Linked DNA regions of Homo sapiens: regions 1, 2 and 3 are each linked to region 4. Evidence: chromatin loops called from intact Hi-C (ENCODE). Cell type or tissue: HepG2. All regions are shown on one strand. Each heading gives the region's core, and the rest is flanking DNA. Links, peaks and the distances in the headings are about the cores only.

What was found. Peaks named below come from ENCODE experiments on the same cell type or tissue, not always from the same donor. Only the 100,000 strongest peaks of a DNase experiment are listed, where the experiment ranks them.
Region 1: it touches region 4 in a loop (9-fold over the local background); 4 of 110 quality-filtered maps call a loop at or near these places.
Region 2: a loop joins it to region 4, with 6 times the contacts of the local background. A loop is called at or near these places in 14 of 110 quality-filtered maps.
Region 3: a loop joins it to region 4, with 5 times the contacts of the local background. A loop is called at or near these places in 39 of 110 quality-filtered maps.

The regions. Positions count from the first base shown.
Region 1 is chr2:120,433,643-120,441,330 of GRCh38, reverse strand. No RefSeq gene overlaps it. Among named protein-coding and RNA genes, the nearest start is that of LINC01101, 29 kb to the left of the region's middle. In HepG2, for the core only: a CTCF peak has its summit at 3,922 (motif pointing right); DNase peaks (open chromatin) are centred at 1,440 and 3,900; H3K27me3 peaks cover 3,299 bases.
Region 2 is chr2:120,495,332-120,503,019 of GRCh38, reverse strand. No RefSeq gene overlaps it. Among named protein-coding and RNA genes, the nearest start is that of LINC01101, 33 kb to the right of the region's middle. RefSeq lists an enhancer at 3,724-4,229. In HepG2, for the core only: a CTCF peak has its summit at 3,890 (motif pointing right); a DNase peak (open chromatin) is centred at 2,739; H3K27me3 peaks cover 4,209 bases.
Region 3 is chr2:120,677,223-120,684,910 of GRCh38, reverse strand. No RefSeq gene overlaps it. Among named protein-coding and RNA genes, the nearest start is that of GLI2, 55 kb to the left of the region's middle. In HepG2, for the core only: a CTCF peak has its summit at 4,464 (motif pointing right); a DNase peak (open chromatin) is centred at 4,470; H3K27me3 peaks cover 3,227 bases.
Region 4 is chr2:120,549,421-120,557,108 of GRCh38, reverse strand. It overlaps LOC105373585 (a long non-coding RNA gene), which reads left to right and starts at 2,462. Exons shown (of 4, transcript XR_001739681.3): 1 at 2,462-2,632; 2 at 3,040-3,560; 3 at 3,785-5,221. RefSeq lists a silencer at 3,953-4,082 and an enhancer at 5,097-5,246. In HepG2, for the core only: a CTCF peak has its summit at 4,037 (motif pointing right); DNase peaks (open chromatin) are centred at 2,268, 4,038 and 6,078.

The sequences.
Region 1 (7,688 bases), core at 900-5,899, 120 kb after region 4:
CACATGGTAACTGTTGAAAGTCTCCGCCCGAGGCCCCTATGCACACATTGCACATGAAGCCGAAGTAAGGGTTACTGGGTGTGTGTATGGAGCATGTTGACGTCTGCGCGTGCGTATTCTTGTCATATCTGTGAAGTTGCAGACATCCACATTTCAAGTGGATTGCACCTGTATAGCTTGTGTTGGCCTAACTCTCTGTGTTGTGACCATGTGCACAGATTTATGTAGGTGTGAAAAGACAGTGGGGAAAATCCCGTGGGGCCTCTCTGATGGGGCCCAAGAGCATGGCTGGGTCAGGGGGATGTGGATTTGCTGACTCGATCCCACCAGCACAGGCAGGCCATGGCCTCGAGGTTTCCTGTGGCCCTAAGGAGCCTGGACCTGGAACTAACCCCCAGGCTCGCTGGGTACCTGAGCTGCCTGGAAAATCTTCCCAATCTTTCCAGTCCCCTATTTCCATTAGGCCCTGACCCCCTAACCTAGCCCGTCAAACAACCTCGTCTCTGAACAGGCAGGTTTTAGGCTGAAAAGACAGAATCATACCAACCTGAGATCCAGTGCCAGCTCCGGCTTCATGACCTCACACACATAACCTCACTCACACACAGCCCAGAACCAGGGAGCCTGTGCTCTCGGAGAGACTGTCCCCTCATGAGGAGACAATGCCATCCAATTATAGGACTGTTTTAGGGCTTCAGTGAGATCTTGTACTGAAGTGGGAGGGAGTCCATACTACAGCCCAGCTTGCCTGGGACCGCCCAGGTTACGCCTGGGGTCCTGCATTATTATTCATAGTGCCCCACACTCTCAAACATGTCCCGCTTTGGATTACAAATTATATGGCTACCCCAAATATAAGTGGGGCCGCAATAACTCTTCTTCTCTCCCCTTCCTCCTTGCCTTCCCTCTTTGATTGTCTGATTGACGCACTGCTCCACTACTCCAACCCTCTCTGCACTCCTGGCATGAAACTCCTGGAGTTCCCTGATGTCCGTCACACCATGTGCAACAGTAATAGTAGTTAATGCGCAACAGACACTCAGTGGCTTAACAGCTGCCCGGGAATAGAGCTGCCTCAGGGACTCTGGGTGCAGCGGACTGCCCTCTGCCCGCTGGGTTTAGAGCAGGGCAGGGCATAGGAAGAGAAGTAAGGCCTTCGACACCCCTATGACCGTGGGCTACTACTGACAAACAACAGGGTAGGGCCGTGTTTCTGCATCCACTGTCCATTGGAATCGTTCTTTTGTGTGGACAAGCCCTTCCTCCCCTATTGCAAAGTGATTCCCTACCCATCCAGGCCTGAGACTTTTGTCTTTCCCTGAGTACTGGGATCCAGCCTCAGTCAACATTTCACCATAAGAACGGCTATGATGCAGGTTGTGGAGGGCCTCACTTAAACAAGCACGTCGCTTACGTCACGGCAGACCCACAAACAGGCCCTCATTGATTTGTTGTAGTTGCTCCTGGTTAGGGACGTTCACCACGTAGACCAGGGCCCTACATAGGTGACTCAAGAGGGCAGCCCGGGTGCCTGGGAGCAAAGCGCCAAGCCTTTGTAGCCAGGAGGCACTTCAAAGCTAGCTCCCAAGGGACTTCTCAAATAGGGCTAATGGGGCACACGAATTTATCCCTGCCTACTCCTGAGACACCCTGGCATGACAGTAAAGAGATGTTTAAAGGTGAAAATCTGCTAAGACAAAGAGTATGATAGAGGAGGCATCAGTAAAATTTCAGAAGCTTGAATGCAGATAGGAGAAGGGTCGTTTCTTTAGCCCTGTGGAGAAAGCTGAAACCGAGGTTTATAGAAAAACAGGAAGTCCAAAAAGCCGGCCAGAACCCCAAAAAAGCTCCTAAATTGGAGACATGTACAGAGATTTTTAAAAAAATTACTTTGCCTATGAAGGATCAGGCAAAAGAGTAGCACTGGACAATGGTTGCTTAAAGACAGTGGAGCAAAATTTTGAAATTTTGTATGCAGGTAAATTAATCAAGCATAAGGGTAGAATAAAAATGTGGGTCATAAAACTTCTCAAAAATTTACCTCCCATATACTCTTTCTCAAGAAACTACTGAAGGATGAGGGAGGCTTTGGGAAAGCTAAAAAGATGTAGCAGAGGTTCAGAATCCTCAGTGAAGGAAGGCTTCCTGGAGGAGGGGGCATTTGGAATGGATCTCAAGGGATGGGCAGGGTGTCAGTGAGTTAAGGTGGGGGATGGAGCAAGGAGAATTTCTGGGTAATGGGAACAGCATTGGCTCTGGCAGGGCGCTAGGGGAGGGGGTTCAGGGTTGTCTTGCCACTGGTTTGGTGGAAACAGGGAGAGATGCAGTTGGCTGGGGCCTGACCACAGCAGGCTTTGAATGGCAAGGAATCAGGACATAATTCTACAGGCCTGAAGGACCGTGAAGAGGGGCCCTAGGGCTGGGAGATGAGAGAGGCTGGAGGGGCCCCCAGGAAGGGGGCCAAGGCAGAGGGAACGCAGGTCTCCAGGCTGGGTCTGGGCGCTGATGAGATCACGTGTGAAAACACCACGTCACAAGGGGCCTCCTGAGAGGTGTGGGCGAGCCAGAGTGAAGACTGTTGGGTTGGAGGGACTGGGCAGAAGCCCAGCTGTCTGTTAAATTTCCCAGGAGAGGAAGGCTCTGAGCAGGGCAGAGGGACTGGGTGGTCACCAGGGCATAGAGCCACCCGCTTTAAAGCCCCTGGGTGGCCCCATCCTGGGCCTGCAGGACCCACTCCACACTGCTCCTGGACCACTGGACCAAAGTGGAGCCAGACCCCGAGGCCCAAGGCTCCCAATGACATTTCATCATCCTCCAGGCTGTCTTACCACCCAGTGCCCTGCCTTTCACCCTGTGAAATAAAGCCACTGTTTGAGAATGCAACTGGGGTCACCACCTGGCTCCCACCCCCCACTGCCAGCCACACCATGTTTAAGAGGGCTGGGTGTGGAGCGCCGGCACGTAGCAACAGCGTGCAACCCAGGCAAATTACCTCCACTTCTCAACCTGTAAAATGGGATTTACAGTAGCTCCTGCCTGCTGGGGTGGTTGTGAGGATGAAATGAATCTGAATGGGGTAAGAGTTTAGAATAGAGCCCAGAACCCAGGGAGCCATTGCTATCATTATCCTTATTAATATTACTGCTGAGGCTTAGAGAGCAAATAGAGCCAAGGATGACTTTGGGGGCAGCTGAGCCAAAAAGTGGAGATCCAAGAGTTTGCGTGGCCTGGACTGACCATGCAGCTTTGCAGGGTCTCGCTCTCCTCTGTGGCCTGGCCGGATGGGATCCCATGTCCTCAAGGCCTGTCCAGAGACCCAGCCCAGAAGCCATGCTGATTGGAAGGAAGTCACAGTCACAATTTCTAGGGGGCCGTGGACAGCAGTGGGCTTGATCGGGTTTGGGTTCTGACTCGTCAGAGTTCCTACCCTGGCCAAGGGGACCCTACCCCACACTGGGGCCACCTGCCTTCCTGCTATCCTTCAGTATGTGGTGGGGGATAGCCCTTTCCGAGGGATCCACCCAATGGGGATCCAGGGTGGAAGCGTTTACAACCCGGCACGCCCTCCCTGGCATGATTTCCCCATCACTCTGTCCCACCCACGTCCCCGGGCTCCTTGGCCTGGTTTCCAGGAGCTCTGTGTGTGGGGGATTGAAGGGTAGTCATTTTGTAGTATGGGGAAGATTTCAGGGCCAGACAGACGCTTCAGGGCTATACAGGAGCCCTGTGAACATAGCCATCACCAGTCACTGCCTCAGGCCTCCGGGGTAACACAGATAAGAGCAGGGAGGGCTGTGTGGACACTGTCCCTTCAGGCTTTCAGAGGAAGTCCAGCTGCTCAGCACTGCCCAGGTGTGGCAGGGATGACACCTCCCACTCCAGATACCATTTCATCTGAGGGCTTAGTCGGTAATTTGGGTATGCTGCCACCAGGTGGCTCCCCTTTAAGGCCCTCTCTCCTCAACTACTGAGCAAACCTTGGATTCTGTCCTAGAAGAGAGGATGTTGGGCTTCTCTCCTTACTCATGCTGGCCCCTTGTGGGCACCTGAACACCAGGCCTCCTCCGCCTGGGTATCCCCCAGCCCCTTCTCCTGCTCTTTTATCTCTCTCTCTTTGTAGCCCCATCTACCCCACTCATCCTAGGGTCAGGAGTTCCTAATCCGAAACAAGCCGAAGCTCCACTCTGCCCCTCCCAGGCTCATCCCAGCCCTGCCCAGCTGAGCTTCCCTGAGAGGCTGAGCGCTTCCTCCACTCCTGGCCAGCACCTCAAACCACCTCCCCTGCTGCCTTCCCCCAGCCCTGGGACTCCTCCTCTCCTCTTCTGGCCATTTTCATGGGACTCCCCCTGCCAAGATCCAGTCCCAAAAATTCCCTGAGCAGTCGGGAGGCAGGTCAATAAAGGTTTGCTGAATGAAAGATTGGGAAAGGGGCAAACACATGGCTGAGGGACTAATCGGTGGACACATTTTTACTGGGCACCTATTATGTGCCAGGCCCTGTGCTGGCCCAGGAGGTGAATGAATCAGTGAAGAAGAGAAGTAAAGGGGGATGTGAAAGCCCAAACACAGGAATGGCTGGAGAAACGGAGCAGAGGAGGGGACCAGCAGAGGGGTGGGTGGCTGGCTGGAGGGGTGGGTAGGTGAGTGCTTCTCATGATTTGCTGGGGAAGAGCCAGGTCACTTGGCCAGGGATTGAGAGAGGCAGTGTCCCCAACAGGACCCAGACCAAAACAGATGACTCACTTATATGTAAGGCCTTGGAGAACCAGCTGCTGCAGGGGAGGGGCGGGGCAGAGGGGGGTGCTGGAACCAAAATTGTGCTGTGGGGGCACCCTGGGGAGCTTGAGACAAGGTCAAAACAGGCCCTGCACAGATGGAAACCGGTGCAGATTAGGAAGAAAAGCCTGAAGACTCATCCCAGAAAGCAGCAGTGACTCATTTATTGAGCACCTACTAGCTGCCAGGGATGTCCTATAAATCAGTCCTAAGCCCCAACAGTCCTGGGCAGGAGAGTTACCCTCACCTTGCAGAAAAGAAAAAGAGAAGCTGAGTGGTAAAATGACTGATCCACAGCCACCCAACAGCAAGGGCCAGAGTCGAGACTGACCCAAGTCCTCTCTTGGCTGGGACCTGCCCCTCTGTCAGCTAGCGCATGCATTCTTGGAGAGACCCAAGGAGATGGTGACCAGCATGGAACAGACGATGGAGGGAGGTGGGCAGCAGGGCAGCCTCCCAGGTGCCTGCAGAGCATAAGCCAGCAGGGAAGAACCACTGGGTGGCCAAGACACCCCAGTGCGGGAGGCCTGGCCTCTGGGGATGCCTGGGTTTTGCCTGTGGGGTTGGTACTCCCTCTGGACAGTCACAGGTGAGTGGCTTCCCCTCTCTGAACCTGAACTTCTGCATCTTTAAAAGGCAGAACACACGCTCCCAGAGTGACCTTCTGTCCACTGGGCTGGATGCAGTCAGCAGCAGAAGCTCGCCTGCCCTCCTTGCCGGCCCTCCCTGGGGTCATTTGTGCTTTCTGGTCAGCCTGTCCAGCTGGCTGACGCCAACTGCCCAGGGCCCGGACACCTTGGAGAGCCGGCCATGATGCTGATGCAAATGTACAGGTAGGCCACTGCTTTATCACTGATGAGGAACATCCCCTTCCCTCAACTGCTTTTCCACAGGGCAGGCAGGGCAAATATTCATATCCCGTGCTGCAGACAAGAATGCAGGTGGGGAAGGAAGAGAAGCTGACCTTCCTGCCACAAGCTCAGTTCTGGGAGCCTCTTGTGGGTGGTTCCCCTCATCCTCCCAGGAGCTCTGAAGGGTGAGTATCATCCCCATTTTGCAGATAAGGAGACTGAGGCTTAGAGAGCTTGGATGCCTGGTCCAAGGTCAAGCATCTCATCAGGGTCTAGACTCGATTCAAACATGGGCTCTCTAGCATGCTATGTGACCTTGCGTGAGTTCCTCCCTCCCCCAGCCTCCACCTCCTCACCTCTGGGATGAGGAGGATGGACAAGGTGAATTTATCATTGAGGTCCTCCCAGCTCTGGCAGTTTGGAAGCCTGTGCCCTCACCGGAAAAGAGCACCAGGCGCTGTGTCCTCACAGCCAGGCTTGGCCCCAGCTCTGTGACCAGCAGCCAGCGCCCCTTTCATGAGTCTCAGCACCGCATCTGCAGGCGGGGAGATGGCTTCGGCTTAGCAGGTGTGCCAAGCGCTGATGCAGGTGACACCCGTGGGGCATGGCCTGTGAGGGACCAGCATGTAGTTCTCCTGGGAACACCTGGGGATGGGCCCGGAGACTGGAGCCCGGGAATTCAAAGCCTGGTTCCTGGGGTCAGGGGGCTCATGAGGGAGCCTCTGGGGCTCTCCTACCCTTGGCTAATTTATTGTGATGCAAAAATCAGACTCAGGGCGGCAGGAAGCAGAGCCGAGTGCCAAGCACTCTTCCATTCTGTTCTGTTCCACATATTTTCAGTATTTATTGTCCCCATATGTGATGCTGAACATTAAAAAACATGTTGCTGAGATTCCTCCAGAAAGGGCTGACATTTCACAATATTCCTCTCATGCTGGGGATTACTGCTCAAGATGATGAAAACGTGGTTTATTCAAAACAGATTGGGGCAGAAGAAAACAATGGCATGGCCCCCGGAGAGGCTCAGCGCGCTCCCGCTCCTGGGAGAGACAGGCGGTGCACCTCCGCCAGGAGCTCCAGACCCGGGGCAGCCTCTGTCCAGTGGGGGCCTGGATTCAGAGAGGGAATTGAGCCAGGCAGACCCAGCGCCCACCCTGGCCCTGGCTGGCTCCCGGGGAATGGTAATGGTCATTGCTTGTGGGGTGCTTCAAAGTACCAGGCAGACGTACCAGGCTAAGGACCCCAGCACCACCCTATAACATCCTTTTCCATTTTAAAGAGGGAGAAACTGACTTCAAACAACTTGCCAAAGTCTACAGAGCTAGTTGGTTGCAGAGTCAAGATTACTGATTTAGGTTTCTGTCCAAAGGCCCTGTTCTTAACCATGGCCACAAAACAGAAAGCATCCTGGGAACAGAGGCAGTTGACTTGCTGTGTGATCATGAACAAGTCACTTTACCTTTCTAGGCCCCAGTTTCCTCACCTGCAAAATGGGGGTGAGAACCAAGCCTGCACTGGCTGCCTTGAAGGGATGTAGCGGGTCCAGGAATGGGGTAAGATCAGAGAGTGGTGTCTCGGTTTCCCTCCCAGCGACATCACCATGGGTTGGGAGGCTTCAGTGGCCAGGCTGGCTCAGCCCTCTCTTGCAGAGGGCCTGGAGCAGGTGATTCAGGTCTCTGGGTCTCCTTTTTGAGCTCCGTAGAATGAGGGGCATGGGCTCAACCACCTTGAAGGAGGCTCAAAGAGTCCTGGCTTTGGGCAGACCTAGCCCTGCCACTTGTGACCAGGAGCCTTCCTTTGTCCAAGCCTCTGTATGCCCACTGGGGGCAGTTGATTGTGCCGGCGGTCACCGTAGAAGGTAAGTGTCCAACACAGAATCCAAAGGCAGTATCCAGAGGACATTGTCCAAGGGCAGGGTCCAGACCCCAGAGCCCCTTCCAACCCCCTCCCAAAGCAGGGCAACTGTTGGGGGGCCCAAGAGATACTGTGCCACCCACTAGGTGTCCCACAAGGAGACCCACGCAGCCTCTCTGCAGCCTCAGGCCCAGAGTGTGGGCCTGT
Region 2 (7,688 bases), core at 1,732-6,731, 54 kb after region 4:
CTCAGTGCATGGAGATGAGAATGCCTGGCCTGGGTCAGGGCAGAGAGGCCAGGAAGGAGGCTCCAGCAGAGGCCAGGCAAGAGGAGCTGGATGGGGCAGTGACATCACACCCCTAGGAGCTGGTGGAACAGTAGAGTGCACCTAGCAGGAGACCTAGCCTGGGTGGGGCTGGGGACAGGAGGCTTTGGTTGGGGGCCCAGGGCTGAGCACTAGGGCTAGGCCTCAGGTCCTCACCTCTGTGTCCTTGGAAGAGCATGTCCCCACTCAGGGCTTTGGTTCCTCGTCTGCTATTGGGACTACTCTTTGACCTGTCTACGTTGCAGGCATGCAAGGAGGTCAGACAGCACCATCAGCTGGGAAAAGTATGGGTTTGGTGTTGGACCAAGCCGGGTTCTAAGCCTGACTGCGCTGGTTAGCAGCTGTGTGACCTTGGGTGAGCTATGTAACCTCTTTGGGCCTCAACTTTTCTTTCTTTAAAATGGGCTAATGGCACTTACCTCATGGTGCTTGGTCGGTCTTTGATGTTTTGTCCAGCACATGTTTTTTCAGCATCAGCCACTATGCTAGGCATAGAGATGAGTGAGACCCCCCATTTTTCCTCTTGAGGGGAAGAAGACTGGCTCATCAAGAACGATTACAAGCCTGGACAGCATAACAGGATTCCATCTCTATGAAAAATTTAAAAATGAAAAAAATAGCCAGGCATGGTGGTGCATGCCTACAGTCCTAACTCCTTAGGAGGCTGAAGCAGGAGGATCGCTTGAGCACAGATGGAGGCGGCAGTGAGCTACAATCATGACGCTGCACTCCAGCCTAAGAAACAGAGCAAGACGCTGTCTCAAAAAACAAACAAACAAACAAACAAAAGAACAGTTACAGTCTAGGGAGTCATCCCCTAGGAAGCCCCCAGCACCTCTGCTCCTGCCTGGCGGGGAGCAGGTGGTGGCAGCAGAAGTGAGGGGTCTTGGAGGGAGGTGTTAGAGTAGGGCAGAAGGAGTAGGGGTTAGTGTTCAGAGGGCTGGGTTCTGGGAGGTCCCTACCCACCACCCTGATTTGCTGTGTGACCCTGGGCAGGTCCTTCTTCCTCTGAGTCTTGCTGTCCATCCCTGGGAAGCCGCAATATTGAATGGGATACTGTTTACAGTTCCTTCCAGCCCTGGACCCTGCAAAGAGAAGGTCCCTCCCTCCGCTGTGGGCCTGGGGCCAGAGATGGGCAGGCCTCAGCTCAGGCTCACGGGAGGCCTTGTTTCGGCTGCCTTAGTACCGGCCACGTTTCAAGGCGACCTTCCAGAGCATCTCCTACCAATCAGGGGTTCCCTCAGCAAGGCAGATTCCAGGAGTTTCAGGGGGTCCCAGGGGTGACACTGACTGCCTGATGGAGTGTTATGCCTTCACAGTTTCTTAACTCCGTTTTTTGTTTTGTTCTGTTTTGTTTTGTTTTTATTTTTTGAGACAGAGTCTCACTCTATTGCACAGGCTGGAGTGCAGTGGCGCGATCTCGGCTCACTGCAACCTCCACCTCCCAAGTTCAAGCAATTCTCCTGCCTCAGCCTCCCAAGTAGCTGGGACTACAGGCACGTGCCACCACGCCTGGCTAATTTTTTTGTATTTTTAGTAGAGACGGGGTTTCACCATGTTAGCCAGGATGGTCTCGATCTCCTGACCTCATGATCCACCTGTGTCGGCCTCCCAAAGTGCTGGGATTACAGGCTTGAGCCGCCGCACCCGGCCTCTTAACTCCATTTTTAAGAGTCTTGTTAACTCTTCAGATCCATGAAGGAAAAAGTGGGGCCTGAATGCTTTCAGCCCCTCTTGAATTCTTGCTAATCTCCATCTGAAACAAGGGGAGTACAGTGTCTTGAGAAGGCAAGAATGTCTAAGCAGAATCTAACAGCATTACCTTACTTTCATTGTGCGTAGGGGCATGTTACCGTCTACTATGACCAGTGCAATTAATACAACACGGATGAAAAGTTCCTTTTAAAATATATTCATTTAATAAACAAAGTACGCCAATTTTGAGGGGGAAAAATATTGCATTGAACTGTATGAAATTGCCAATATTCAACCACTGCTGACCTACAGAAATGGCAATTTTGTGTAGCTCAGGCTAATGTAAAGTAATGATGGCAACAATAGCAGATAGCTTTATTGAGAGCTTACTATGGTCAAGCATTTGCTTTTCAAGGAATATCTCATTTAATCCCAGAGTAAATGGAGCATTTGGAAAGCACTACAATCAATACATACAAAATCCACCGTAGCTTTGTGATCTTGGGCAAATACCTTCCCCTCTTTGGGCACAGGCTTCTCCAGAACCTGGGGCTTCCCTTGTCTGTTGCTCCACAGCCTACAATCCATCCCTTGGGCATATTTACTAAGCAGCTAATACACAAAGCACTGACTGGCAATGGCCGTGGCTGAGGACCAGGGATGAGGGACAGAACCATGGCAAGACATTGTCCCAGCCTCCAGGGAGAAAAGCAAGAAGGCATGTGCATGTGACGATGGGCCCAGTAGCCAGAAAGTCCCCACTGTCCAGCCCACAGGGGAAAGACATCAGCATGGCACAGTGGCCACAGGCTGCCTGAGAACCCACTGCACTGTGGGCCCCTTAAAGGCCGGAACTGAGTCATATTCAACTGCAAAGTGCTGAAGGGCACAGGTGATGAGAGAAGGGAATGAGGTGGAAATAGGTCACTGGGCATGGGGCCAGGAGGGACAAGCAGAGGAGGGACCTGAGATGAGATGGGACCGCAGAGGCACCAGAGGGTAGGAGCCGGCCTCCGGGCTGCTTTCCTTGCAATTACAGAGCACGTGTAAGGCTGAAAGGCACTATTTCAGCTTACCAATCAGCCCACGGGACTTTTGCCCTAAGCCTGTGTACACGTGGCAAAGATGCTACCAATGCCTGTACAGTAGGGGACAGTCACAACCAGAGGCACTGACGTTGGGCTGTGTGCATCTGGAGAAGGGTCCATCGGTCCCTGCCACCCTCTCTCCAGGGCTCTGGCTCAGACTGGGTGGGGGAACTTGAAGCCAGCACTCAATGTATGCTCCATGCTCAAAGGCATGGAGTGCAGGGGGATGCCGGGGGATAGACTTGGTGTCCGGGATTCCTGAGTGGGCCACAGCAGTGGGCGGGTCTTGCAAGGCGGGGCCAAAAGATAAAAGTGACTTTAGGTTCAAGATGCCATGGAGAGCAGAAAGTGACTTTAGGTTCAAGATGCCAGGGTGACGGTGACAAAGGTGGGAGTTGTGAACTACTGTGAATCTCAAGTCATATAAAAGACTCTCCTCTCTATGCGGATTACACTCCCTCCCAAAGAGAGATGGCAGGGAGGGAAACAGCAAACAAAACCATGGGAAGACAAAAATAGAAAAGTTAAACCTGGGGTTCTCTCAGTAGGATTTAGAGAGAGGCCGAGGTGGGAAGGGGAGAAGCCTGGAGAGGGAATCGGGAAATTGCAGGCCACAGTCAGGTGGCAGCAACTTCAGCTGTGCTGGTCCTGCCAAGGCAAAAGGAAGAAAAGCAGGAGAGACCGCTGTCAGCCTCTGAAGAGAAGCTGCAGCCTCAGTTTCCTCATCCCTACAGCGGGGCTGATACTACCAGCCTTGCCCGTGGCTATGAGGAACTAAATCTCCCATCCTGCCCCTTGCCCTGGGGTACAGCAGGATGCTGCCCGCAGCCGAGGGGGAGTTGAGGGACCGTGGAGGGCAAGGCTTGCAGGAGCTGCCTCCTGGAGGGTGCCCTGAGCTAGGAGCACTGGGGGCCCTGTGATGGCTGTTGTCTCATGGGTTGGGTCCCAGAGAAGCACTCAAAAAGATGAAGAGCAGGCGGCAGGAAGAGAGTGGAGGCTGGACAGAGGGAGAGCAGGATGCCACATGGGGGAGCCCTGAGTTGAGCTGAAGAGAGGAGGTAGGTGGTCGGGGGAACAGGCTGGGGAGGGCAGTGGGCAACCTGTATTAAAATGCATATTTTCCTAATGCAGGGCAGCTGTGGTCACTCCGTCCTTCACCCCTCCAACCCCATGGCTAGCTTGGGCTGGGGGAGCCTGGCAGGGGACACTGTGGGGGCCCAGGGCCCTGCCCCACTTTGCCTTCTCCCCTCACCCACCCCCATGAGCAGAGCCCAGTGGAGAGGGCCGGTGGGGGCACTCCTTCAGTGTGGCCTGCAGAGCAAGCTCAGCTCCCCCTGCAAAGCCTCAGTTGTGTCCCCGCTATCGCCAACCTCAGCCTTGGGGCCGAGGATTCACCCAAACGAGAGTCCAGGTTGTGCCTTGTTTAGTCTGGTCCGGCCCCTATCCCGAGCTCTGCCCCTATCTGCCTGGGTCAGAGGCACCACAGTGGCCCAGTGCTGCCTCTGTGGGCCTGGCCCCTCCCTGGAGGCTGCAGGAGCTGGCTCTGTCCTTCACCCTGGCTGCTCCCATCCACCACCCTCTGTCCTCACCCTTTCCCTCCCCTGCTCACTGCTGAGTTGGGGATCCACTCGCTGTGCCCCAGGGGTAGAAGTGGCTGAATACATGCCCCAGGTGCATGGGCAAGTGCTCGACAGATGTGAGCTGTTAGCTGCATTCTAATCTGTTTCTTGACTTTTCAGTGCTGCAGTTTATTCATCTTGAAAATGGGATTCGTGCAATATCAAGTAGCTCCTGATGCAATGCACTGAGTAGGGCATGGCTTCCCTTCTGTGGTTTTCTTGCCCAAAAATACATACATCATCTGAATTTGAACATGAGGAAGCATAAGACAAATCAACACTGAGAGACATTTCCACAAAACAACTGATCAGGACTCTTCAAAAGTGCAAAGGTCATGAAAGACAAGGACAGAGGCAAGGTTCTCCTTAGAACCCTCCACTCTAAGGACACGGGACCACAAGTGCAAAGTGGTCCTGTATGAGATCCTGGAGCAGAAAAAGGATATTGACAGGAAAACTCATCTATGGATTGTCAACAGTGTCATACCGTTATCAGTGTCCTGGTTTTGGTCACTGTGCCATGCGTTTGTGCCATGGGAAGGTGTGGCAGGAACTTTTTGGACCATTTTTGCAATATTTTTTTCAAGCGTGAAATTATTTCAATATAAAAAGTTTTTAAAAGTAGGACTAATTATAGTATCTCTCTGGTAGGTAATTGGGGAGAATATAAAAGTTAATACATGCAAAGTGCTCAGAGGGGTGCCAGACACCTAGTCATGCTCCGAAGGTGTCAGCTGTCATTTCCAATGGCCTGGCCCAGCAGCCCTGGGCCCATGGAGTCCCAGCTGTCAGAGCCAGGGGAACACAGGCCAGCTCCCTTCCTGGAAAGAGGCATTCGTCTGTCTATATAGAGAGCATCTCCAGGGTTCCAAGCCCCGTACTGGGCACTGGGGATATGGTAGGGGAAGGAGAGCCCAGCCCCGTTCCTGACACCACCTCCCTGAGCTGGGTGGCAGAAGTTCACAGATCCATCCCACAACAATGCAGGCTGTGAAGGAAGGTCTCCAGGGAATGTCCTCCCAGCCCCTGCCCCATGGCTGACATGTATCCCCAGCAGAGACTCTACAGCTGCCATGTGAAGGGTGGCAGAGAATTACACTGGGGGAGGGAGGAGTGTGCAGGCTGGGGACAACATGTGAAGGCCCAAGGCAGAAAGAGTCAGAGCCTCAGTGGGGGTTGGGGGGATGCTGAGAGATGTCAGGCCAGTGTGACCAGAGCCCAGCGGCTTCACCAGACAACCTGGGGCAGAGCTGAGGGCCGCCAAGGGCAGGTACCACAGCCCCAAGCATCACTGAACTTAAACTGCAAAGACAGCTGATCTTGCAGATGTGTAAGCAAACAGTCCACATGCCTAAACTAAGGATTTTTTTTTTAACGGAAAAAAATCACGTGGGCTCTAGCTTTTGTGAGGGATGTGGTGATCTTGAGGCCAGAGCCAATGTACCAACTGTAAGAAGAAAAGGCGCCCAAGGGGTTCCACCATGAAAGGCTGGGATGTTGCAGGCACCCAGCAAGCACCTTCTGTCCATGGGCGCTGGCCAGGATTCCCAATGTGCTTTCACAATGCCCTTGCCCCCAGCCCACTGGGGCACATCGGCAGGTGCCTTGGCCCCCATTTCACAGACAGAGCACTGGAGAGCTGAGTGTGGCGGAGACCAGAGGGCTCTTCCTACCTGGGCGGGGCTTGGCCCACCAGGATAAGCTGGGGAAGGGCTGAAGCAGAAGGAGAAGGGTCCTCTGAGCCTGCCCTTCACCCCTGCGGAGGGTTGGAGAGGAAGGAGAACTGAGTCAGTAGCCGGAGTTCTGGCCGATTCCTCAAGGCCTGCAAACCTCACATTCCTCACTAGGAAAATGGAGATACAAAGGTCTCCTTGGCAAGGTGGCAATGGGCATCAGCGGTGATCTTTGTGAGCCCTTGCCCCAGTGTCTGGCACTAAATGGAAGTCCCCCTTCCCTCTTATCCTTAGGTAGGGATGCCCCGTAAGCATAGCGAGGTAAGCAGGCTCTGGATTCTGCACCCATGTCATCCATGACTTCCTTCATGCTGACACCTTTCCCAGCCAGCCCACCCTCGGTGCCCAGCAAAACGACAGTGATGGCCGTGCTTACTCAGCTGACACTCAGAGTGTCACACTACCGTGTGTCAGATGCTGGACCAAGGACCTCATACAGATTAACTCATTTATTTTTCATAACCTCCATAGGAAGTGGATACTGACCTCATCCCACTTCACAGAGGCACAGATAAGAAATCTTTGAACGTATTATCAGTGCAGGGCTAGAACCCTGTCTCCCCACAACTTCTCCTGTACTTATGCCACCTCCATAGTTGAACCCAGGAAGTGTGACCCCCAGTGTCGGCACTCAACCACTGCACTACCCTACTGCTGCGGAGGGGAGCAGTACCATTGTAGGTATAGGTGGAATTGTGTCCCCTCAGAAAGATACAGTGAAGTCCTAACCCCTAGTTCCTCAGAATGTGAACTAGGGGTTTATTTGGAAATAGGGTTTTTGGCAGATGTAATCAAGATAAGGTCATTAGGGTTAGCCCAATCCAATATGACTGGTGCCCTTATAAAAGCAGGAAATTTGGACACAGACAAATAGACACACATGAAGAAGAAGGCAGAGATCAGGGTGATGCTTCTAGGAGCCCAGCCATGCCCCAAATGCCAGCAAACCACCAGAAGCTAGGAGAGAGGCACGGGACAGATTCACCCTCACCACCTTCAAAAGGAAACAACCCTACCGACACCTTTGATCTCAGACTTGTAGCCTCCAGGCCTGTGAAGCCATGCATTTCTGCTGTTTTGCCACCTAGTTTGTGGTGCTGTTACAACAGCCCTAGGAAATTAATACAATCACTATAGTCTTTCTATGGCATTTCCCAATGCAACTCCCCATTATTTTTTTAGGAAAGGATCCATATATTCATTACATTATCAGAAGGGTTTCTAATCTTGGCACTAATTTTATTTATTTATTTATTTATTTTAGAGACGGAGTCTCGCTCTGTCCCCAGGCTGCAGTGCAGTGGTGCGATCTCGGCTCACTGCAACCTCCACCTCCCAGGTTCAAGTAATTCTCCTGCCTCAGCCTCCCGAGTAGCTGGGACTATAGGCGCCCGCCACCACGCCCAGCTAATTTTTGTATTTTTAGTAGAGACGGGGTTTCACCATGTTGGCCAGGATGGTCTTGATCTCTTGAC
Region 3 (7,688 bases), core at 1,697-6,696, 130 kb before region 4:
CAGACTTGGACCCCAGCGTGGCTTGGCTTCTGCTCTGCCTTCCAGCCATATAACCCATAAAACCTCCTTAATCACTGCTGCCAGATCCTTCTGTTGGCTGAGAGGTGACTCCTTTTAGGAGGAATGTCCTGGAACTTTTCATGAGCTAACAACCCAATGAATAACAAGTCAGCATTTATAAAGTGAACATTTTCACTCAAAAAAATGCTGCCTGGTTTTATTCAACAGAGCATTCGTGAAATGATTTTTTCCCCTGGAAAAAATGACAATTTATAGCTCAATATAAGTGAAGCACATCAGATATGGAAGAAATAAAGAGCCAGATAAACCGGATGCTGGCCCATGTTTTGATCGTCAGCTGTAAATATGAAGGTTGGGAAACAATTTGTGTGAAGTGAGCCTTTTTTTTTTTTTTTTTTTTTTTTTTTTACTTGCTGTTCTGTGCAGTGGGTGGAGATTTTGGCAGGATAGATAATGCAATCCAGTTCATTTATGTTATGCTTCTGATTCTCCAGAAAGTTATGTAAACCCCTGTGAAATAAAACATGCTAGTCTCCAGATCACGGAGAAGAAACTGATTGTGACTGAATTGTTCAGCAGTCAGGCCTGGATGCGTAGGGAGCTGACAGAGTGGGAAAAGGTTAAATGGACCTAACTCACCAAACGCAGACACAGAGTCTCCAATTCTGAGGTGTCAGAGGCAGAGGCCTGGGCAGGCAGAATTCTGAGATCGCCTTGCCAAGGTCCCTGGTACACATGCCCCATATGATCCCCTCCCCTGCAGTGTGGGCAGGACTGTGAATATTATGGGATTTCCTCCTGTGATTAGGCTACATTATATGACAAAGGCAAAGAGATCTCACAGATGTAATTAAAGTCCCAGATTAGTTGACTTTGAGTTCATCAACAGGTAGACTATCTCGGGTGGGCCTGACCTAATCAGGTGAGACTGAAAAGGGAGTGTGATGGGAAGGAAGAGCCCTGAAGCCTGGAAGACTGTCCTGCTGGCTGTGAAGAAGGGAGCTGCCCTGTGGTGGGGGGCGGGGCATGTGGTAGGAGCTGAGCGTGAGCCCAACCAGCAATCACCAAACCACCAAAACCAATCCACAACCTCACAACCCTGCATCTCTTGTCCCTGGGACCTGGCTAGCCCCACGCAACACCTGCTCACATCTCTGGCAGCTGGGAGGAAGCTGGAAGCAAGGACAGATGGGAGCTGGCTGGCTGGACAAGGCCAGGACGGGCACCCACAGCAGAGGGAGAAAAAAGGCCAAAACCAGTTTCATTAGCACACACCATCACAAAGAGGTTCACTTCACAGTATCATCCTTCTAGGTGGCTCAAAGTACCACTTGTGGTTTTCCTACTTTGTACATATAAGTCTGTGCCACAATTGTAAAACATTTTGACAACTGTTTTTCAGGATCATTGGTTTCCCTTGCTGTCCTTGCATCATTTCAGAATCTAAACACACTGATCTGAGGAAGGCACCATAGGCTCCCAGAGGGGCCAGAAGCTCCGGGACACAGGGCAGGCCAAGAGCCCAAGGCAGGGCCAGAGAGAAGACGGCGGGAGGCAACTGCAGCTTGGCTATGATGCTCTGATGGCCTAGCGTGGGATGGGGAAGGAGACAGAAAGGAAGGATGTTTTAAGCTGTTTTAAATTAAAGACTGCCCTCAAGCCTTCAGACTAAAGCAATGTGGTCTAAATAACTGACCAGAACACTGACCAAAAAAAATGTAGCAATATACAACTAAAAATTGGAATCTACCGCAGTGTAGTGTTAACAATTAGAAAAGAGGCGAGAAATAAGTGAATTAGAATTATAAGTTACAAATAGTTCTAGGAACGTCAAATTTTGGAGAAGCCTGGAGATCTTTTCAACTTCTGCCCCTCATGGATCGGGGTCCATAAACCCCAATCCAAAACTCTTGGGGCCAGCTGTGGTTTGGAACACAGAATGTTCAGATTTTAAACAACACTGCCAGTCACAGAACACCCTCAGGGGGGCCTGGGGAGCACCGCTCATCAAACTCGCCAAGCTTTCTCCACCGTGATGAACGACCTCCCACAAAGCGGGATGAGTCAGACCGGAAATGGCTGCAGTTTGGGACAGGGCAGGTGTCGCTACCTAATGATTTCCTTTAAAAATCGAATTTTGGGCCGGGCACTGTGGCTCATACCTGTAATCCCAGCACTTTGGGAGGCCATGGCGGGCAGATCACCTAAGATCAGGAGTTCGAGACCAGCCTGGCCAACATGGTGAAACCCCATCTCTACTAAAACTACAAAAATTAGCCGGATGTGGTGGCAGGCACCTGTAGTACCAGCTACTCAGGAGGCTGAAGCAGGAGAATCGCTTGAAGTGGGGAGGTGGAGGTTGCAGTGAGCCGAGATTATGCCATTGCACTCCAGCTTGGGGGACAAGAGCGAGACCCCATCTCAAGAAAAAAAAAAAAGAAAGAAAAAAGAAAAAAACTGAATTTTGGGGGAGCTTTTTGGATTTCAATATTGAGTATGAGGAGCTGAGGATCAGGAACAGAGGATAAGTTGGCCTGTACCTCTCCAAGTTCTGATGCTCCCAGAGCTAGAGCTAGAATACTCGCTCAGCACTGATCGGTGTCTGCAATTCACAAAACAAGTTTATCTGTGGGGTCTCATCTGATCATGCCCCAGGTAGATCAGGGCAGAAACCCCGAGCAGGTGTCTGGGGCCATAGGCTTTCAGCCTCTCACCCCGCCCGCAGTCCCTCCTTGTTCCCCTGCGTGACCTCTGTCCCACGCCTCGGCCCACGTGGCTTCCTCTGCTGTGGATGCCTGTCCTGGCCTTGCCCAGCTAGTGAGCTTCCTGAGTCCTACAGAGGAGCAGCTCCTCTCTGCTGCTCAGGATGTGAGCAGGTGCTGCATGGGGTCAGCCAGGTCCTGAAGAGAGAGGGTGGAAGATTGTGAGATGTCCAAGATGGGTCTGGCTGGTGAGTGGAGCGTGGACCCAATCTCTCCTCCTGGGCAGTTCATGCAGGCTTGGGTGGGGCAGCCTGAGCTGTAGAGTGGGGTTGGCTGGTACCCGGGGCGCGCCTGCCTTCTCTCCTTTGGTGAGCAAGTGTACTCTCACTACCACAGGGAAAACCTCCCCTGGAGCCCTCTGAAAGCCACTGGCCATATCATCTATTTCTAATGAGGTATAATTGTGGACAGGAATGGGGGCCTTGAGGCTTATAAGGAAAGCACACTCCACATCTGGGCTTTGCAATTGGGGCCCACTTTTACTGGCTGTGCCCCTTGGGATAAGCCCAGCCCAACCCTCAATAGCTGGCAGTGACCCATTTGGCCGGCCCCTGGGCTGCTCCCCAACCCTCTCCTTGCTCTGTGCATCTGCAGAGGCCTGAATGCCCCCTCAAGGCACACTCCAGGCCCTGTTCAGGCAGACCAGACCCTACACTGAGCTGGCCCTGCTCCCATCCTGCCGAGCCTCCATTAATGCTGTTTGGTATGGAACCAGCTCCAAACAGACAGCAGCCCTCAGTTAAAAGTATGAACAAAGAAGGCACTAGACCAAGCACATCAGCCAGGGCTTGTGCTGGGCTGAGGATGGGTGCCCACTGACTCCAGGGAGCTCCTGCTGTGAGTTCAAGACTGCACTCGGTGGTGAGGGATATGTGAGGCAGGAACATGACTGAGAGGCAGCGGGAAGAAACAAGAGTCATCCATCATGAAACCTGTGCCCTCGTGCAGGAGCCGGCCTCCCGTGTGAAAACAGCACTGCTGACCATGGGTAGAAGAATCGGTGGTGGCTTCAGTTTATGACCACCCTCCAACAACCCAGTAATGGAGGGCATATTATTATTATTAATTTTACTATTATTTTTAGGGGTGAGGTCTCACTCTTGCCCTGGCTGAAGTGCAGTGGCGCAATCACAGCTCACTGCAGCCTCTTATTCCTGGGCTCAAGTGATCCTCCTGCCTCAGCCTCTCTAGTAGCTGGGACTACAGGTGTGCACGACCACAGCCAGCTAATATATTTGCTTTTTTAGCAACAGGGTCTCACTATATTGTCCAGCCTGGTCTCAAACTCCTTGGATCAAGTGATCCTCCCACCTCAGCATCATGAGTAGCTGGGATTACAGGTGTGAACCACTGTGCCCAGCTCAAGGGAAGGAATACTATTATGCCCATTTTCCAGATGAACAAGCAAGCTCATAGAATTTAAGTCGCTTGTCCAAGATCAATTATTAAGTAAGTAGCAGAGCTGGGATTTGAAATCAGGTTTGCCAGGCAGTAAAGGCTACTCATTTCCAAGCTGCTCCTGGCCAGTGGCCCATTGAACTCAAATGGGGACGGGGACACACACACACACACACACACACACACACACGCACATGCGCGCGCACACACACACACACACACACACACACGGGTTCAGGAGGAACAGTACTATGCATAATGACCACCAGGTGGCGCCCCAATGTCACAGTTGGGACACCTGACTCCACAGCAGTTCTTCCGAGAAGAAAATCGAGGGCCGGTCTGGAAGGAGGGGAGGGAGGCCCGGGACAGTGGGTTCTGTGCGTCTGACCTAGCCCTTGTCCAAGAGCCCAGGTGTGTTGGAGGCTTGAGTCAGGATGAACCCAGCATAGCAACAGACACCGAGTACAGGGGCTTCACCTGCAACGGTCTATGTTTCGGTTTCTTTCCCTGCCTTGTGCGTGTGGCAGGGAGCCCCAGGCTGGCCTGAGTTTCCTGGTCGGCTGTATGTCTGGTGTTTCTGGCTCAGTGCTGAGCCTACAAGGCCGCCTGCTTCATGGCAGGCATTTCACGGCACGATGCTGCCTCCTGCTTTCTAGTCTTTTAGAAAGCACACACGCAGGTGTGCCAGAGGGGGCACTTCGTGTATCTCCCAGAGCTGGACATGGATTCTATTTCTTGTGTCTGCTGCACCAGGACGCTGGGCCTGAGTGCATTCTGGTTCCCGCTGCTCACTGCCATGGGCTCTGTGGTTAGGGCCTTGGGTGATGCTTCAGAGTGTGAGGACTGTGAGGAGCGCACGTGCGTGTGTGAGCGCCTGGTCTTGGATGTCCTCAGAGGCATCCATGCATGAGTTCCACTGTGGCTGTGCCCACAGGCCCTTCAGGCCCCCAAATTCCCCTGCAGCTTCTCAGCCACCCTAGGAGCATGGGCAAGGAGAGCACGTGATGGCTCCCGTGCCCCTCGATGGCACAGGAATCTCCGCAGTGCCATGGTCATCTTCTGACACTCAGGCACTCCATGGGGCACAGGCTCAGTTCCCCTCTGCCCTCAGGTCCTGAAAGCCCATCTTGGGCTTTTCACCTTGGGATCCACCACATGCCTCCTCCTGTGGACCCTCCCTGTCTCTTCATTCTCCCCTCGGCCTGGGCACCCATGGTCCGGTCTGGGTAGGGTGGAGAGGCTGATGTTCTCCCGCTGCCCCTTCCCCAGCATGTTATCGCACCAGGTACGTGCTACCTCCTGCGACAGCAGATTTTTGGCGACGAAGACCAGGAAAGGCCAGCATTGTTGTTCTCCATGGTATGCACACATTTTTGGTGGTCCCAGCGACTTAAGGTGTGGATGGCTTTTGGGGGTGTCCAGGCATGCAGAGCATCCTGCAACACAGAGGAAGATCAGAACTACAAACAGCAGGCCTCCTCTGCACCCCCACCGGGAGCCGGCTGGGCCAGCAGGACACTCTCACGCTGCAGCGTTCCTCCCAGGGGAGGAAGAGGAAGCAGGGCTAGGGGAGGGGCTTCAGGGAGACGTGGCCAGGGACCTCAGGTTAGAGTTCATTTCTCCCATAAGGGCAGGGGCAGGTGGGTGGAAACGAGGACCCTCCACTGAGGGCTTCTTGAATCAGGATTTGGGGGATCAGGGTTCAGCTTGGAGAGGAATCTGAAGAGGCCCCGGGCTGGCTGAACAGGGCCTGGTGGGGACAGACACTGAGAGGGGAGGGTATAAGGGGCATGGCAGGGAGTGGAATTGGCCATCCCTCAGGCATCTTCCTTCCCCTCCTGACCAGGCCAAGAATTGCCTCTGGAGGGTTTTGTTTTTTTCATTTTTTTTGTTTGTTTTCATAGAGATGGGATCTCACTATGTTGCCCAGGCTGGTCTCAAACTCCTGGCCTCGAGCAATCCTCCCACCTTGGCCTCCCAAAGTGCCAGGATTACAAGAATGAATCACTGTGCCTGGTCTGGATTTTTTTTTTTTTAAACTTATTTTGGAGACCTACACCAAAGTGAACAGAAGAGAATAATGAGCCCCGGGCATCCACCCTCTAACTCCACCAACCCTAACGCCCTAACCCCCAGCCAGTTCTGTCCCATCTGCACCCCCGACCAACTCCCCTCTCCTGCATTACTTAGAAGCAAAACCAGGCCTCACAGCATTTCATCTGGAAATATTCCAGTACACGTCTCTAAAAGGCGGCAGGGCCAGGCCGTCATCATCAGAGCTCAGGTTCCAGATGTTTCGTCTGAGGGTGGCAGAATTTCCTTTCCCATTTGCTTGAGTCAGGCCCCATACCAGCTCCACCCAGAGGGACTGAGTGTGGTCTCTCTCCAGCCTCTCCTTCTCTTTCTTTTTTCACTTTTCATTTTGAAATAATTTCAGACTTACAGGAAAGTTGCAAAAATAGTACAAAGAATTCCCATTATACTCTTCACCCAGATTCTTCAAATATTAACATCTTACATAACACAGTACAATGATCAAAATTAGGAGAGGAACATGGGCACGATATGATCACCAAACCTACAAATCTCACTTAGATTTATCTCATTGACAGGTCTCATTTAGATTTGCCCATTTAATTGTCTACTTTAGTCTGAAAGAGCTTCCCAGTCTCGCTTTATCTTGTTTTCTTTTGTTGTTGTTGCTTTTTTTTTTTTTTGAGTACTGGCCAGTGATTTTGTAGAATGTCCCTCCATTGGGTTATGTCTGATGTTTCTTCATGATTAGATTTGGGTTATGCATTTTTGGCAGGAATCTCGCAGAAAGAATGCTGTCCTTCTCATTCTCGGAGGGCTGGGATGTCCAATTTCTCCACTATTCACTTACCATTCTTTCCCTTTGTAATTAACAAGTATCTGTGAGGAGATAATTTGAGGCTATGTAAGTAGCTTATTTCTTATCATATTTTTGCCTACTAGTTTTAACATCCATTCATGATTCTTGCTTAAAACAATGATTGCTGAGGTGTTTATGGAATAGAGATTTTTCTATGTTCAGCATTCCTTTTACATTTCATTAGTGGAATTCTTCTGTGAGTAAGAGCTTTCCTTTCTGCCTCATGTGTGTATTCATTCATTTCTCCATATCCATATAGACTTATGGATTCTTATTTTATTCTATGGCTATGGACCATGACTTTTGTTGTTCAAATTGTCCCAGCTGTGGCCATCAGGACCCCCTTCCCATGGTTCCTGTGTGGTTTGTCACGGCCGCATGGTTTTGAGTTTGGGGACCCCCTTCCCATGGCTCCTGTGTGGTTTGCCACGGCCGCATCGTTTTGGGGACCCCCTTCCCATGGTTCCTGTATGGTTTGCCGCGGCCACATCATTTTGGGGACCCCCTTCCCATGGTTCCCGTGTGGTTTGCCGCAGCCACATCATTTTTGGGAGCTTCCTTGCTCTATAGCATCAAGAGATGCTGCCGACTCCTCCTGTCCTTTCTCTGAC
Region 4 (7,688 bases), core at 1,414-6,413:
TAATCAATCACAGATCTCTGAGCCTGGAGTCTTCTCCCCACAGTGCTTCAGGACAGCTGGCAGTGGAGGCAGGGTGTCAGAGAGAAAACCCATTTGCCATCACTGAACTTGAAATTCATTTCAAGCCCTTCCAACTTACCACAACATTGACATTTTCTTGATGACAATCAAAGTATGCTTGATAAATTCTGAGCAACAGTGTGCAGACCAGGAGCCTCCCCAACCATCAGGCCAGTCCCATTCCTGCCATGTCCTCCACCCCAAGGAGAGCGCTTCCTGCGTGCCTGTTGTTGCAAAAACATAACAGGGCTTTGGAAGTCTCCGGTGACAGACTCCTAGAGGCCTCGGGGCTGCCCCATCCTCAGGGTCCTTGCTGCTGTCTCCCCCTCTCGCTTGATGTGTCTCTGAGATTGACTGTCTGCCTCAGTCTCTGGGTGACTGAATCCCCCTTCACCTCATCCATGCATTCTCTGTCACTGTCCCCAGACAGCTCATAACAGAGTGGAAGTAGATATTTTATTGCTTTTTCACTTTTATTCAAAAGCACTTTATGCTTCCTGTTCATGCTTTAAAAAGCAGATGCATGAAATGTGAATTTTTAAATATTTGTCTTCCTTCCAATTCCAATGATGTAGTGAATCCACCATTCGAATAACCTTATACTACTGTGGTGGGTTAAATTGCGTCTCCCAAAGATATGTAGGGTCTTTGCCAAAGTAACCAAATTAATATGAGTTCACATTGGATGTGAGTGGGTTCTAATCCAATGATCGGTGTCCTTATAAGATGAGAGAAATTTGGACACAAACACATGAGGTGAACACTCTGTGACAACAGAGGCAGAGGTTGGAGTGGTGAGTCTGCAAGCCAAGGACCCCAGGGATTGCCTGCAGCCATCAGAAGCCAGGAGAGAGGCATGGAACAGATTCGTCTTCATAAGCCCCAGAAGTATAATAACAGTGATGTAATAATGTTATTATATTATTATAGTAATCATATAATAATATGATAATCATATAATGATAATATGGTGATTATTGCTGTTTTACAGCATTATTAACCTTGCTGACACCTTGACTGCAGACTTCCACCCCCCAGAGTCTATGAAAGAATACATTTCTGTTGTTCTAATTCACTTAGTTGGTGATAATTTGTTACAGTAGCTCTAAGAAATGAATACAACATCCAACCCGAATTCCCTGGAAATTAGGCTGCCATTTATGTTTGTGGTGTGCGTGGATTTCTTCCTCTCCAATTGGTGACTCACAATGGAGAAGCAGGTTTCCCTGCCACTCACCTCCTTGCCCCTGGGCCACCTGCGTCGGAGACTCACAGGCTCTGAACTAGGACCGTGCCTCCCAGAGCTTGGTCCCTGTACCAGCCAGTCTCCAGGATGGCCTGCAATGACCCCTGCCTCCTGGAATGCATGCACATGGGTAGGGTCCAGCCTCATACCTGCCTGTCCCACCTCACTCGCCCCACCCAAATCCCAGCTGTGCTGGGTCCTGTCTTTATTTAAAAGATTGGTATTTTGTCGCCATGGATGTTTTCACATTCATTTTTATTTTTCAAAATATTACTTGTTTTCACCACAGAGGCTTTTTTTTACCCCTTTAAATTTTGCACCCAAGCAAGTGCCTCACTTAGTTCTGGCCCTGGTCCCCTCTCACGTTGCAGCAGGACTGACCTAGCTGACAAATGGAATAATAATTGTGACTTATGAGGCTGGGTCACAAAAGCCATTTCAGCTTTCTCCTTGGTCTCTTGCCTCGCTCACTCCAGCAGAAGCTGGTTGCCTGTCAGTGAGAACACTGAGCGCAGCCCTGTGGAGAGGCTGACAGGATGAGGAACTGAGGCCTCCCGCCAACAGCCAGCACCAGTGTGCCAGGCCTGTGAGTGAGCACATCTCACAGCCCCAGGAAGCCCAGTCAACAGGTGAATGTAACTCTGAGACACCCCTAGCCAGAACCACTATCCAGATTGTTCCCCAAATCCTGATCCACAGAAACTAAAAGAGATAATAAATGATTATCATCACTTTAAGTTACTAAGTTTTGGAGTGGTTTGTTTTGCAGCATTATTAGTTAATATAATTCCCTTCTTCAGTGTCTATGATATCCTTCCCCTACTCCCCCTGGCTAGCTCCCATTGGCTCTTTGGATTGTCTCATTTCATAGAGCACCACTTCCAGGAAGGCTTCCTGAATGCCCCCAGCTGTGTTAAGTGTCCTTTACACTTTACTCTCCAGCTGCACAGAACTACCTTTTGTTCCTAGGCTGGACCTTGCTCTCTTTCATTTCTGAGTCTCTGTACCCACTGCTGTCTTTCCCTGGAATGTTGCCTCTCTTTGCCTCTCACTCTGTCAGATTCAGCTCAGGCATCACCTCCTCCAGGGAGGAGTCCTTCTCTGATTCCTTGGCTGGGTTGGGCATCCTCCTGTGTGCCTCTTTAGCACCTTGTGCAAACCTTTATCAGGTTACATTATGGTTCCATGACACTGCTTTCCTGCAGGGCTGCGTGTTCCTGGAGGATGGGAACTGTGTCTTATCATTCTGCTGGGGACTCATATGAGAAGAGGAGGTTGAGATCTCTGCAGCAGACATTCCCAAACCTGGTGGAGCATCAGAACCAGGTGCTGAACTTTTAGAAAGTAGACATCATGGTCTGGGAGACAGACATCTGCCTCCAAGGATAGACACCACATCCACAACCCTAAATCCAAGCTAAGTTTGGCACCTCGAAAGAAAGGACAGCCACAATGGGATGATAAAGTGGGAGCACAAACACAGCACCCAGAGGGGCCAGAGGGTGATGTAATTTACTGATGCTGGATGAATGACCCAGGTGGGATCTGTGCCAGACTGGAGAAAAAAGCCCCTGCCAGTCCCCAGCTCACAGGTCACCTCTTCAAGAAGGTGTTCACAGACCCCAGACTTCATCAGGTCTCTCTGTTAGGGGCTCACTTAACACCAAGCACCTCTCCCTTGAAGCACTTCTTGTCACTGTAATTAACTATTTTCTTTCTTTTTTCTTTTTTAGGAATAGGGTCTCATAGGACAATGTCTCAGTACAACCTCAAACTTCTTGGCTCAAGCGACCCTCTCGCCTCAGCCCCCCTAGTAGCTGGGACTACGGGCACACCACCATGTCTAGCTGGGACTACAGGCACACCACCATGCCTGGCTAATTAATTTTTTTTTTTTTTTTTTTAGAGATAGGGTCTTGCTCTGTTGCCCAGGCTGATCTCGAACTCCTGGGCTCAAGCAATCCTCCTGCCTCAGCCTTCCAAAATGTTGGGATTATAGGCGTGAGTCACTGCACCTGGCCTTGTAATGATCTAATTTCTTGTATGGTTTATTTATCAGGGTCTGCCTTCCTAACAGGCTGTAGGTTCCTCAAGGGTTGGGACTGTGCCTGTGTTCTGGGCACCTGCCCATGCCTGGCAATTTGAAGAAGCTCAATTGCTACATGTTGAAGGAATGAATAATTGCATGAGCAACCATCGATAATTGCATGCTACAACCATCAAACTTGCAGGGTTCTTCCATGGAATAAGTGAGGTAATTATGTGTAAAAATGAATGAATGTTGTACTTGTTATAAAATAAGATCATGGGCTGGAGAAATAGTCCAGCGAATGAGTGAACGAATCAATGGCCTCAGCTGCCCGAGTGGGCGGAGCTTACGTTCTTTCCACAAGGGAAGTTCCCTAGGAGTTTCCGTCAGTAGCTCCCGAGCACGCCGGAGGCCTGGCCTGTGGATGAGATTGTTCCTTATTTCCCCAGCTTCAGCACCACAGAAGAGACCAGAGTCTACCTTGCCAGCTCCTCTAGCACCGACCACGTGCCAATTCATGTCCTGAATGCTCACTTCACTTCTTCACCTTGCTTCACTTCACTTACTGCACGGGAACAGAAAAGCCTAGAGAGGATGGATTACCTGTGCGGTTGCCTCCCTCTGCAGAGTGGGCGTGTCTCAGGAGCTTCTCTTCTTCTCCAGCCCAGTGCGGCCTCGTGTCATCCATAGGACCCACCGGCAGAGGGCAGGGCCTGCGAGTGGGGCCAGCCTCCTGGTGACTCTCGCCTCCTCTTTTCCAGCGGACGCTACCAGAGGACGAAGGTCTGACTCTGGCCAACGGCCCAGAATTTCTGGCCCAGTTTTGCCTGAGGAAGCCAACTGTGCAGGAGGTCAGGATCCCGGTAGGGTGAGAGTGGGAAAGTTAACATTCCCAAGAGACTCCAAGCAACAGGATTTCCTGACCTGGGACTATTACCTTTCTCACATTACATGGCCAGATTTACTTCCTGCTATTATTAAAAGTACGAAAAAGATGAAGATATGTGTTTAATGGAAACAAGGGCAAGAGTTTGCCTGACTGGACTTTGAGGAGGCTGTAGGATCATGGCGCTAACGGCATTTGGAGGGCTGGGAAGGGACTCTAGCCCTGGCTTTACCTGCCTTTGTCATCAGCTGGAGCAAGCAACTCCGCAACCTCGGAGCCTCAGTTTCCTTTTCTGTAAAAGGCGGGGAGGGTGGGTGGTAAGTGCAATGCTGAATCAGAACTCATAGAGCTGCTGGGTGGACATGTGAAGTAAAAGAGGAGACAGCTTTTGCTCCTGAAGGATGCCATTTGCGTTTTCCTCATCAGTTTGATCTCCTCCAATCATCCAGCACCTCCATCTGACCTTCTCAGCTGAGAGGTCCTCAGTGTTTCTGTGGCCTCCAGGAGAAAGGTCCCCCTCCCCGGCTGAGGCCAGGCTGATGGCAGGCTGCACGGCCAGCCTTCCACAGTCACCTGAAGGATACAGAAAAGGAAGAGCTGGAGGCTTCTAGCAAGCTGCCGAACTGTGTCCTCCAGCTGCGCCCAGCCCCCTGGAGGTAGCGCCGGAGCACGTGGTGGTGGCTATGTAGGAAGGCCCCTTTCGAGCCGCCCTATACTGTCTTTGGGATCTGCTTTTTACTGCCACAGCCTATGTGCTCCTGATTCTTCTCTCAATCCCTGGATGGAAACCGGCCTCTGATACTTGGCTCTGCTTCCTTGGAGGAGCTACTTAACCATTCAGTCCTCTCTGCAGTTAGCTATTAAGGTTGTCCTGCGAACTGAAGCAGAGAGTCCCCGCAAAGGGTGCAGAGTAGGGCACCCACAGAGGAGCCTCTAAAGCACTTTCCATGAGGTGGATGGCTTCTCCTCCCCAAGGGACCCAGGAAGGAAAGGAGAGCTGGTGAGTGGGTGGGCTGGGTGAGCCCAGGGGTCAGCTTCCTCCCTGTGGCCCACAACTAGCCTCTGAATCCCAGTGTCACACATGACTCTAAGTTGGTCTTGGGACCAAATCTCTGACCTCTTTGGCTGCAAGTACGAGAAGCCTTATGTAGTGCTAAAACAAAATTTTCACTTCTCCTTTTCGGCCTCTTAGAATCCATTGGCTGAGAGGAAATGAATTCACTAGTGTCTTGGCAAGAATTTATTTCATTTATTGCAATAGCCTCTGTTTACATTTCAAAACCATGCAGACAAGTGCGTGTGAGAGAATATATTCTGTCCATGGATAATGCCTGGGACCCTGATGAATTATCTGGCAGGCCCCCTTGCTGGGCACCAGTTTTGTCGCCATCCAATAAAGTCTTAATATAAACCTGGCTCTCAGGCATGAGCTATCTTAACACATTTTGCCAGGCATGTATTATGATAAGCCCATTTTGCAGATAAGAAAAGAGAGGCACTGAGAGCTATTGTAACGGCTCAGGACAAAGAGATAGGAGAGCACAAGTTAGGTCTGGGTGACCCCAAAGCCCATATTTCCCCCCATATTCTCCTCTGCCCCATGAGAGATAATCTCTGCTAATCTTGTCTCTGTGGCTGGGGACTGGGAACTCCTCAACAGTGAAGTTGTCAACTACCAGCCACATGTTAACATTTCCTGAACAGTCACAATGCTTTTGTATCCATTGCCTCGTTTAATCCCCTAAGAATTCAATTAGTTGCCCTGTTTTACAGAGAAACAGATCAGTCCTCAGAGAGGTTGAGCAACTTGCCCAAGGTCACAGGTTTAGGAAGAGGCAGGGCAGAGATCAGAATCCAAGTCTGCCTGTCCCCAGATCCCTGCTGGCCTCTTTGCAGTGTGTGGGCTTCCCAAGGTCAGAGATAAAGAGGGCACACATAGCTAGCCTGAGCCATAACATCCCTCAGTCCTGCTTTTCTTCCCCACTCACAACATGGTGGGTATGAAAGAGTAAAATGAAAACCCTAATTGTTTGCCCCAGAGCTGGTCCTACACCCGGGATGACTAATCAGTCTCCACATAGAGTACATTTAGGGTCTCTGGAATGAAGGAGAATGTGGACAGAAAAATGGGGCTTTTAAAAAACCTTGACTGAAAGTAATTTTTAATGTGCCAAATATTTCGACTCAATCCAATACACAGGTTTATTACACAGAAGGCCAAAATATCCTAAACAGGCATTATTTTGCAACAAGAAGAAATCAGAGCAAATCCAGCCATCATTACTCCCAGGAGCTAAGAATGTAATTGTCTAATGTGACTTATAATCAGCCAAGGTCTTGTCTTGATGCTTTAGCCCACCAAATGGCTTCTCCTGTCTCCAGGGGACAATAATCCCTGCGGAATTCTCCTTAGCACAGATGGGTTTCTGCACAGATAACGGGTTTTATTGCTTGAAAGCATTTCGCATTCTGTACTGCTGTTCCCAAGAAAGAGCTGGAACTGTCCTGCTCTGCATCTGTCTCTTCTTATTCCAGATACCTCCAGAGCAGCTCAGAATCCCTTGGGTTGGGGACAAGTCGAGGCAGAACATAGAAAGAAGCACTTTGTGCCAGGCAGAGATTCTCCACCCTTCCTGTTGTGTGATTCTGAGCACGTCACTCCTCATTCTCAGCCTTGGCTTCCTCTTCTGGAAAATGGGAAGAGGATGGTTCACTCAGATGCCTTGGGAATTGAGACTCCTAGCAGAGTGCCTGGCATACAATAGATATGCCGTAGCCCCTGTTCTTAATCAACAGCTTGACTGAAGCACGGCCAGGGAGAAGCATGACTTCGTGCGTGGACTTGGGTGCCCTTGGATGGTTGCTTGGTCAGCTAAGTGCTCCTTGTTGAGCATCCCTTTGATCAAGCCACTTCCCTTCTCAAAAGGGTTCATTGGTTTCCTGGCTCCCCTGAATGCAATCCAGATTCTTGAACCTGGCCATCGAGGCCTTCATTTCCCAAAATGTCTTTTCAGCCAACTTTTCCACTATCCAAAGAGCCACTTAATAAATATTTCAAGAAAGAGAAAATACAATGCATCTAGCATTATGTGGCTGAAAATCTTGGCCCTGTTCCTAAGAAGCTCGTAAGCTAATTGGGAGCAGTAAGATACCAAAAGAAAAGGAACCTGGCATTGTTTCCTAACTTATTTTATATTTTAATTAAGGGACCACCAGCTCAGGCCCAGAGCTCTAGTTCCACTTCTGCCTCACATTTGGAGGGCCTGCTCCAATGTGATACTTGGAGAATGCCACTTAAGTTAAGCCACAGTCCAGGCACAGTGGTTCACGCCTACAATCCCGGCACTTTGGGAAGCCGAGATGGGAGGACTGCTTGAGCCCAGGAGTTTGAGACCAGCCTGGGCAACATAGCAAGACCCTGTCTCTAAAAAAAAAATCTAAAAATCAGCCAGGCATGGTGGCACATG